Linked DNA regions of Mus musculus: region 2 is linked to region 1. Evidence: chromatin loops called from intact Hi-C (ENCODE). Cell type or tissue: heart. All regions are shown on one strand. Region 1 holds the start of Knop1 (lysine rich nucleolar protein 1). Region 2 overlaps Vps35l (VPS35 endosomal protein sorting factor like).

The links. Peaks named below come from ENCODE experiments on the same cell type or tissue, not always from the same donor. Only the 100,000 strongest peaks of a DNase experiment are listed, where the experiment ranks them.
Region 2: it touches region 1 in a loop (1.9-fold over the local background); 2 of 42 quality-filtered maps call a loop at or near these places.

Annotation. Positions count from the first base shown.
Region 1 is chr7:118,853,403-118,858,402 of GRCm38, reverse strand. Knop1 (lysine rich nucleolar protein 1) reads left to right here and starts at 2,405. Exons shown (of 5, transcript NM_023197.3): 1 at 2,405-2,780. The coding sequence starts at 2,627. Iqck (IQ motif containing K) reads right to left here and starts at 2,651. Exons shown (of 9, transcript NM_001374605.1): 1 at 2,442-2,651. The coding sequence starts at 2,628. In heart, no CTCF peak of the experiment used is centred here; a DNase peak (open chromatin) is centred at 2,642; H3K4me3 peaks cover 2,297 bases; H3K27ac peaks cover 1,685 bases.
Region 2 is chr7:118,803,751-118,808,750 of GRCm38, reverse strand. Vps35l (VPS35 endosomal protein sorting factor like) reads right to left here. Exons shown (of 31, transcript NM_027815.4): 22 at 4,567-4,647; 23 at 1,697-1,760. Among named protein-coding and RNA genes, the nearest start is that of Gm26147, 26 kb to the left of the region's middle. In heart, a CTCF peak has its summit at 2,369; DNase peaks (open chromatin) are centred at 650 and 1,530.

The sequences.
Region 1 (5,000 bases):
TGCAACCATTATTTAATGGATTTTTCCTAATAGAGTGTAATAACTAACTTCAGGGATAAGCTTACCAGAAAGCATACACACTTTTTCTTTTTCTCCCTGCCCTTTTTCTTGCCTCTTTGGAGAGAGTCTATATAGCTCAGGCTGGCCTCAAACTCTGGGTCTTCTAGTGTCAGCCCCTCAAGTGCTAGGATTACAGATGTACACAGAACACCCAGCATCATGCTTTCTCTAAGAAGCTGAATACACTCCCTAAAGGCTTACTCTACAAGCCTATGTTATATGTGTCAGAATTAGATTATTCATTCTTCCAGTTAGCTTCAGCAGTCAACTTGACACAGGCCAGAGTTATCTGAGGAAGTCTCCACTGGTGGACCGCTTCAAACCTACTGACCTGTGTGGGCATCTCTGTGAGCATTTTCTTGATTGTTCACTAATGTGGGCAATACAAGCCCTGGGAAGGTGGCCCTGGGTTATGTAAGAAAAGCTGGCTTAGTAATAGCCAGGGGAGCCAGCCAGTAACTAGTATTCTTCTGAGGTCAGTGCTTCAGGTTCCTGCTTTGAGTTCCTGTCTTGGTGTTCTTCAACAATGGACTAGAACCTGTAAACTGAAATAAACCCTTTCCTCCCCAAGTTGCCTTTGGTCAGTGTTATCACAGCAACAGAAAAATAACTAGGACAGTCATCTAGGTTGAAGTCACAGTGGCCTTGTATAAAATAGGTCATCTCTACCCCCATTGCTCAACAGCTATTATTTTGTAAGTGACATCAATTCCCTTGCTTTTCAGAGAGCACTAAAACCCTTTGTCCTTGCTTTTATCCAGGTATAACACACCCCACAGAAACTGATTCCACAAGAAAAGACAAAAAAAAGTATCAATATTTATGACCATGTATTGAGCCTTTCAAAGTCCAGAGCATCTTCTCATTATCTCACTTGGTTCCCACTACAGCCCTGTGAGGTAGGAATTATCCCCCTCAAAGAGCACCTTCCCCAGTACTACTTGTGATATTACCAATTTGACGGGGCAGCAACACTGCTGTGGGCTAGTGGTCCTGGACTGAATAAAAGGAAGGAAGTGAGTTGAGCCCCAGAATCCATCTCTGTTTCTTAGTTGTGGATGCAAACGGGACCGGCTGCCAGGAGCCCCCACTGGGATGATGTACCATATCCTCAAACTGTGAGCCCAAATAAGTCTCTGAGTTGCTTTTGTCAGATATTTTTCACAGCAATAAGAAAAGTATCAAACTATACAATAAACTGTACTATGAAGATCTATTGGCTTGGAAAAGTGAATCCTCTGGGTGAAAGACAGTAAGTATATAGACACCTGAATATTGCTGCAGATAGTTCCTCGGGTAAGGACCCTAAGGGTAGAACTTACAAGAACATCAGGGTGAAACCTTTTCTCTAAAGCAAAGGTTACAGGGAAGGAGTAATGCAAGCCCTGTGGTCTGGGAGGACTGACTGACTCTTCTCTTCTTCCTCTGAACTCACCACTTCTTCCAAGTCACCATTTTTCCCTCTATACACTGACAAATTCACTGTTTCCATTCACGAAACATTTACTGACCTGGAACTATTCCATAAATATTGCTATTTAAATTTATCAAAATTAAGTAAAATAAGAAATTTGGTTCTTCTAGTCTGCCAGTCCCAAATTACACCCCAAACCCATTTAACAGCACAGATTATTGAACGTTCTATTAGTGTTGTATTGGACAGCCAATGCCACAAGAATGAAAATCTTTCAGTAGCTGGAAGGCTGAGGCAGGAGGATACTCAGCTGGAAGCCAGTCTGTAGTCCAAAAAGGCGAGAGAAAAGGGAGAAGGGATAGACAGCGGACTTATTATGAATGAATCTGTGTCTCTTGCCTTTGAGATCTGGAGGCTTTGGAATGAAGGAAAACTAACACTCTTCCTGTAACCTAGGATCTGTGACTACGTGGTTCTACCTCCTAACACCACGACATAGGTACCATTGTTATGCCCGCTGTACGACTATTACAAGACCCCATGACCAAGGTTCGTGGGCTACAAAGGAACAAGTGATCTAGCCTGCTTGTGGGGCTTCAGAAAGGCTTTGGGGCAAGTGGAGATCAAAATCTATTTGTCCACACCAAAATACTTCCTGAGTATCACCGGAGCCTGTCTACAGAGTTCATTCATTCCCTGCTTCCTCGGGCGATCTGCGGGCGGTCCGGGTCTCTACCCTGAAGCTTCACACTACGCAACTCTCTGACCGGGTTTCCTTCTGCGAGCCTGTTGCCTGAGGTCGCACCGGAATCCAAGACATACGCCAACCTCTTTCTCCGCGTGTGGGCCTAAGGCTCGGCTCCTCCGCCCGCGCGCGTCACCCGCCTGGCGCACAGAGGCTTGGAACGCGCGTCCCGGCGGGTCCCGCCCGCGTCCCGCCCGGCCCGACCAGCGGCGGGGCGCCTACCCTCGCAGATCTGATCCCATAGGCTCTTCCCCGGCGGCTCGACGACCTGCGGGGGTGACACGAGCACTTCGGGAGACCCGGGCGACACTGCGGGCACCGGCGTGCGCGTAGTGATCGGCGAATCCGCGGAGCCGCTCGCCTCCTCACGCAGCACGCTGCGGCTGGATACAAGTCTCGGCGCCGCCATGGACGCGGTTTCTACAGCAACCCAGGGCACCGGGAGGCCGCGACCCGGAAGGAGAAGGATTTCGAGGGGGCGGGCCAGAAAGTCGAAGCTGACTTCCGGATCGCGGCTGCGCGGCTGCTCACGCGGGGACGCTTGGCCTGCTAGCGAACCAGGTGAGTGCGGGTGGTTTGTGCGGGGCCCCGAGGAAGGTGCTGCACGCTGGGGGAGAGGAAAACAAAGATAAGTCACCCCCAACTCGCCTGCAGCCCTCGGTTTCTCTCCAAGCCGTCCCGCCTTGGAGTAGGCATGGGGATGATCCTGGCTAGCAAGCAGCCTGCGGTTGGTGAGGGCAGCACACGCTCCTCTGGCTCGAGTCCGTGTTTTGCACCTTGTTGACTTTGAGACCTAGTGAGTTACAGTCTCCGAGGCCTGTGAGGCTTATTGGTCACACTAACCCTATCCACTGCTGCCGCGGGAATTTAAGAGTGCCTTCACACTGGGCATAGTGGCCCACGTCTATAACCCCGGCACGCGGGATGCAGATCAGCCCTAGCGACGTAGTCAAACTTTGTCTCAAAAACAAGGCGCTTTTGAAGAAAGCTTGTGTTTGCAGGTGATGCAGTGTAGGTTCGGTTCCACTTCTCGCGAGTGAAGTACAGTTAAAGGGATGGAAAAGAGTATGTTGCTGTTGGCTGAGTGGCAAAACAAAGAAGTGGGTTAAGCTGACGCCTGGGACCTTTTTGTCCGGGTTATTTTTCGTGATCACTGGCCCTAATCCTGTAGAATCATCATGGTCTTACTTGATACTGGCCTGTCGGGACTTGTATCTTTCTCTCCTTTGTGAGTCCCCTTCCTATGTCCTCTAAAAGTCAGTATGTCTTGAGGCCCAGTTATGTTTTCTTGTTAATTATCATCCCTGAAGTCCTGTTTATGTCGTCTCTGTTGGCGAGAGTGACTTCCTTGCCTCAGCCCTACAGTACACATGCTGAGTGAGTTATATCAAGGCAGCTGTTTCATCCAGCTGCCCAGTCACCCTCCACTTCTGCCTCAAGGGTTGACTCTACCATCCTATTGGTCAAACTGGAAAACCATGTTCAATATTATGGAGTTGAGAAAAATGCCACCATAATATTGGTGTATAAGATTATACATGTCTGTGGGGGCATCTTCTTTCTTTCTTTCTTTCTTTCTTTTTTTTTTTTTTTTGGTTTATCTGTATAGCTCTGGCTGTCCTGGAACTCACTTTGTAGACCAGGCTGGCCTTGAACTCAGAAATCTGCCTGCCTCTGGCTCCGGAGTGCTGGGATTAAAGGTGTGCGCCTAAAGCAAGGTGAGAGTGGACTTGATATGGCTCAAGTCTGGCCTAGATCTTTGAAGCTGCCCAGAGCAAGCTGAATCCTTTGTGGAGCATGTTAGCGCCGAAGCCAAGGAGAGGTGCAGGATAGAGAAGCTCCTGGACCCTTAATTTCCACCTCTTTCCTTAGAAGCCTCCCATGTTTTGTCTCTAGTCCACAGAGTAGCAAGAAGCATACTGGTGATCATAGTGAAAGCCATGTATTGAATCCCCGGCCACTTGTCGTAAGTGCTTCTGTTTTTCCCGAGGAAAGCCAGGTAATGAAGGTTTCCATGTGTTATGGCCACATGTTAATTCCTAGCAGTCACTTTGAAACTGAAGACAGTGCTTGCAGCTGTCTTGTAGACTGAGATAGCCCAACTTGTGTACCTTCTGGTTCAGCCTTTATATGGATGATAAAACCGGAGTCCAGAGGGGCCAAGGGTATAAAGCAAGGAAGTGTACCAGTGTTTCTATTTGACCCAAGAGTTTGGAGTCCTGGCTGGGGCTTGTCTCTCTTTGCCACGTTGTTTAAGTAGCTTGGGATGGTAAGAGTTGGAACAGGGGGATTCCTTTGTAGACCTAGAGCAGGAACACTCGACAAATGAGCCAGAGGAAAGAGCTGACTATTAACTGTGCCATTTATTGGATCTGGTGGAAGACTGCTTGGATGTTCTCTCTGCTTCATCTGGTTTTTAAAAAAAAAAAAATGTCATGGAAGCCAGCTAAAGTCTTGATCACAGCTGTGTCTTGCAGTGCTGGCTTGAGTAGGCGCTTGGTAAATATCTGTTGAATATAGGTCTGTCTGGAGGTTTCAGGGAGATGGTGGACAAGGAATCAAGTGCTCAAAGCCTTTTCTCTGGGCTTTCCCGGCACCTCTCTGAGGATGGATGTGTTCTTTCCTTCCAGAAAAGGAAAGTGACGTGCAGAGAGGTGGGGTGATAGAGTCAAACTGAGTGAGGAGTTTGGATTTGAATGTAAGGCCATCTGCATTTGCACTTCCTGCCATTTAATTGTCTTTCCTCCTGCTCCCAAGGAATGGGAGCTGTTTCCCTTTCTC
Region 2 (5,000 bases), 50 kb after region 1:
ACTCAGCAGAATAGAGCGAAGGGTCACTATATATCTAAGGTTGGCTTTCCGCAGCCTTGAGCTTTCATATTGTACCCCCCCCCCCCGTGAAAGACAGCATGATGTGAGTTATAAAAACAAGACTGCTAGATGACAAGACATGAGTGGATAGGGAAAATAGAGTCATCCAGCAACAGCCTTGGAGGGTCAGCAAGGTGCTCCTGGATACTCCATCGAGCCATATGGGCTGATACCCTTTGGAGAAGCCAGGATGTCCAGTCAACCCACAGATGTACAAACAAACTAAGAGAACAAGCCAGATGATGGCTGCCGAGGGAGGAGTCAGCAGCGTTCATGGTAGTCTGCTCATGTTCCAGTAAGCAACTCCATACCCAAGCTCATGCAAGGAACGCCAATGGAACTCAGTGGGTCACAAAAAATCCAAATGAAAGTAAGAGACAGACTTGTTGGGAAAGGGTGGAAGGAGTGGGAGGGAGGTGAGGGAGGGTGATGGGGAGATACAAACAAAATACAATATTTACATCTATATACTCATCAAATAGGAAAAACGAAGGACGCAGCTAGTCCAGGCTTCCACACTTAGGAAAACTACCACGCAGCAGTACATGAATACAAGGGACGTGTACGCACACATGGCATTCTGCCCAGAGATCCACAGAACAGCTGTTTCCTCTCCATTCTTGGTCTTTATGATTTGGGTCACCAGGGCTCTCTCAGGCCTCCCAAGCTGTGATGGTTAATCACGACTGTCAACTTTACTGAGTTTAGAGTCGGTAGGGAAACAGGCCTCTGAGATATTTATCAAGTATTATCAAGATTGGGGAAATAAAGATCAAAAGATTAGCCGGGTGTGGTGGCGCACGCCTTTGATCCCAGCACTCAGGAGGCAGAGGCAGGATTTCTGAGTTCGAGGCCAGCCTGGTCTACAAAGTGAGTTCCAGGAGAGCCAGGACTATACAGAGAAACCCTGTCTCAAACCTCCCAACCCCCAAAAAATCAAAAGATTGACCCTAAATGTAGGCAGCACCTGTCTGTCTTCCTTGGGCTGGGGTCCCAAACTACATAAGGAGAAACTGCTAAGCAAAAGCATTTCTGCCCCCTGGCCCTCTCTTTACCTGACTGTGGACACAAAGGGACCGTGGCTTCAAGTTCCTAGCTTGGTGACGTCACCACCACCACCCCTATCCTGATGGACTGTACTCCCCAACTATGAATCAAAAGAAACCCTCCCTTGCTTACGTTGCTTTTATCAGGTCTTTGGTAACCAAATTGAAAAATATAACTAGTACACAAGTTAATCCAAAAAGCTCCAGTCCCAGACCGTGCAAGAGCCCATCTGGCTAGGCCACAGGGTCGGAAGTAAGCCTGCACGGGACAGAAAGCAAGGGAGGAGAGGGTGGAACTGAAGATGACAGACAGGAGTGGGAGCAGAGGAGACCCCAGGTCCAGCCACTCTCCAGGCACGTTCAAGTACATTTTGTCGAAGGAGCCAGTAAGTCCCTGTTCCACCTCCCCACACTCAGCTTATCCTGGCTCTCTCTGCCCCCGGGGGAGCCTTGGCAAACATTTCTAATTCCATCTTATCTCAGGAAAAATGGAAAGCACTGGGGAATACACTGTAAGCCACTCCGCGCAGAGGGGATAAACATTACATCATGCTCCCAAGTGAACTGAGGCTTCTTTCCCACAGACTTACCATTTTTATAAATCCATTGATCAAGTGGGCCAGCGTCCTTTTCTCATCCTCAAGAGTGAGAGCGCTAGGATCAATAATGGTGCATAATTAACCCAGGGGCAGCAAATGTAGCCGTCTGAAGAGAAGAGCACCAGAGGCCGGCGCTTTAACTAGCCGAGGCGCCTGTGCAATGCCCAGATGCAGAAACTCCCAACAGGCTGCCTGTCTATCTTTGGATAGAAGTGTTAACCAGAGGGAACACAATCCAAATGTCTGTCTCCTCTCCCTAAAGACACCCTGCCGTTCTGAAAAGTGTCTTTATCAACAGCACAAGAGAAACAACCTTCTTTGGAATTCAGGCAGCAAGCTCTAATATCAGAGTTTATATTTCAGAGAAAACCTGGCATCTTCTCATTTTCAAAAAATTCTACCACGCACCAGAGGACTAACAAACACCCAGACCCTCGCCATCAAACACCTACCATCTCCTGCTGCCCTGCCTTGTTTGTTTCCCTGTGACTACCCATTCCTATCCCCACCCAGCAATCCACCTTATTTTTGCATGCATTTGAAAACAGATATCATTTATAATTGACAGAAAATTTAACACAAATACAAATTTCCAATTGTTGAGTCTCGTTTTGATTATACATACAAGTAGTTCTCCAAATTCATTTTTAAAGTCTTTAAAACTGTGGCCCTGGTGGTTGAGATCAGAAGCAGAGTGCTGGCCTAGCACTCGGCAAGGCCTTGGGCTTAATCTCCAGGAACAAAAATAAACAGGATGAAAGTTTCATTTGGCTCATTATAAGGGAAAATAAGTTTCAGCAAATACTGCGTTTTCTTTTGACATTCAGTGTGCCCTAGGTTCTTTTTGTTTTTAGTATTTGAGACAGGGTCTCATTATATGACCCAGGCTGGCCTCCTGCCCAAGCATCCAGAACTCGGCTTACAAGTGTACAGCTTGGTGCCCTGTAGTTAGTTCTTTAAGACGGCATCATCCAGCCTTCCTCATTGCTAGGTCTGATCAAGTGGATGCAGGTCAAGTGTGACTCTTCCATGTGTTGTCCCTCAGAGAAAGCTGCTATTCTTTAAGGCACAGACTGTGGACTGGTGAGGTAGGCCACCTTCCAGCAGGAAGATGGGTAGCAAGGCTCAGCAACAACACAGAAGGAGCTAGACCCTCGAGTGAAGTCCCTAAGAGCGATCAGTGTGCACTGTGGTCTCTTGAGCCAAACACTACCTTGCAAATGTAAGTACATATGCGCTTTTATTTCTATTTTTGCTCAATTAAAGTCTACTGGGCTCATTTGTTATGAAAATGCATTATTACTGTTGTTGTCAAGACAAAGTCCCACCATGTAGTCTGACTTGGAACTTGTGATCTTCCTGCTTCAGTCTTCCAAGTGCTGGGATTACTAGTGTGTGCAGCTGCACCTGGCAACAGTGCAATACTGATAACATTTGGATTTTTATAACTACTCATGAATTTGAAGGCACAGTTATAAAGATTCTAAAAATTAATAGGAGGGGCACATCCTGTGGATGATGAAGTCCCAAAGCAACTTTCTCCATCCGTAAAACACTCCCACCCAGTGAATCGAGCTGCTGGGCAAAAATTCTTTGGAGACTAAAATAGCTACAAATAACGTACAGGTTGGATTATAAACACAAAACCCTAAAACGCAGAGGGGGATAGCTCATCCTCTGATAAAAAGGCTCGGCCTGAGGCTAGACCTGAGCTTTCAACAACCCGGGCACATAAAGCAATGTAAGAAATGAAAGCTAGGAAGGATGGCTCAGCGGTTGCGAGCACGGGCTGTTCTTCCTGGGGAGCCACGTTCAATTCTCAAACCCAAATGCAGCTCAGAACTGATTGCAATTCCAGCTCCAAGAGAGCCATCCATCACCCTCACACTGACACATGTGCAGGAAAAACACCAATTCGCATAAAATAAACCATTTTCTTAAAAAAGAAATGAAGCTATGTCATTTGCATGTTTAATAACGAGCTAAGTGTAAGATAAAGTAAGAGGCTATGCTACTGGCTGGGTGAGCTGTCCCTATACTAACTACTGCTCTAAGAAATCTCTAGGAGACACAGAATTGGAATTCACTTGCACAAGAGTAGCCTCTTCTTCCAATAGAAACCTCTCTGCAAAAATAATACGCTATCTCATTTCTCTTCTCAAGGTTGGTCTATACTCCTTGCTCTATAGGGCTGGAATGTTCTTGTCAATAGGGGTGTGTGCGCTCGCACATGCATGCAGAGGATACAGAGACTGATGTCAAGTGTCTTTGTCAATTGTGCTGCCCCTGTTTTGAGCAGGGTCTCACTGAACCCGGAGCTTCTCCGTTCTGATAGCTGGGCTGACTTGGGGGAACCCACCTGTCTCTGCATCCCCACCAGTGAGGTTAGAGATGTGCACAGCAGCATCTGGTTTTTACATGGATGCCAGGAATCCAAACCCAGGCCCTCTTATTTGCACAACAGGCATATTATCAACCGAACCATCCCCCAGTCCGTGAGCAGATATCTCTTTTAATTTTTCTTGTTTTTTGTGTATGTGTGTGAGTGTGTATGAGTTCACATGCACCATGTGCGTGCAGGAATCTGTAGAGGTGAGAAGAGGATTTCAGATCCCCTGGCACTGGAGTTACACGAGATCGTGAGCCAACAGCTGGGTCCTAGGACTCAAACCCAAGTCCACCACGAGAGCAAGAGCACTCTGATTCCGTGCACCCTCTCTCCAGCCCCAGTTTTAGGGAATCTAGACCAGGTCAAGCTGTTTGCAGCAGCAGCTTACAGATGACCGACCTCCCCCCCCCCCCCCCCCCCCCCGCCCCATGCACCCCGGCTACAGTGCAATTCAGTTTTAAGAGCAGCTTACTTCACGGAGTCGTGCATTGTCTTGCAAATGTGCAAAAGGGCATTGAGGATGACAGGGTCCTTGGTTGGCTCCTGCTGGTGCCTAGGAGACATTAAGAGACAATTTTAAGAGCTCTGTCCACGGCCATGAAAGAGCAGGTTGGGGTCTCGTCAGCTATGCATGTCTAGGAATCCCAGTGCATCCGTTGGGTGAGCTGCTCTGGTTTGCTCTCAGTTCTTCTGTAAGTCACAAGGTGCTCCTGATAGACTGGACCGCCCTTGCTTGCAAAATCACAGGAAGTTTTACTACATGTAACACCTTCTGCAGCTGCCTACAACCTGCACAAACCTTAAATGCCAGACAAAACGCGACATAAGAGCACAAACTCTTGAGATGAACCTTCCTGTAAAGTAGGTGTGTTCGTTTCAAGTATGATAAAGATAAAGTAGTCAATA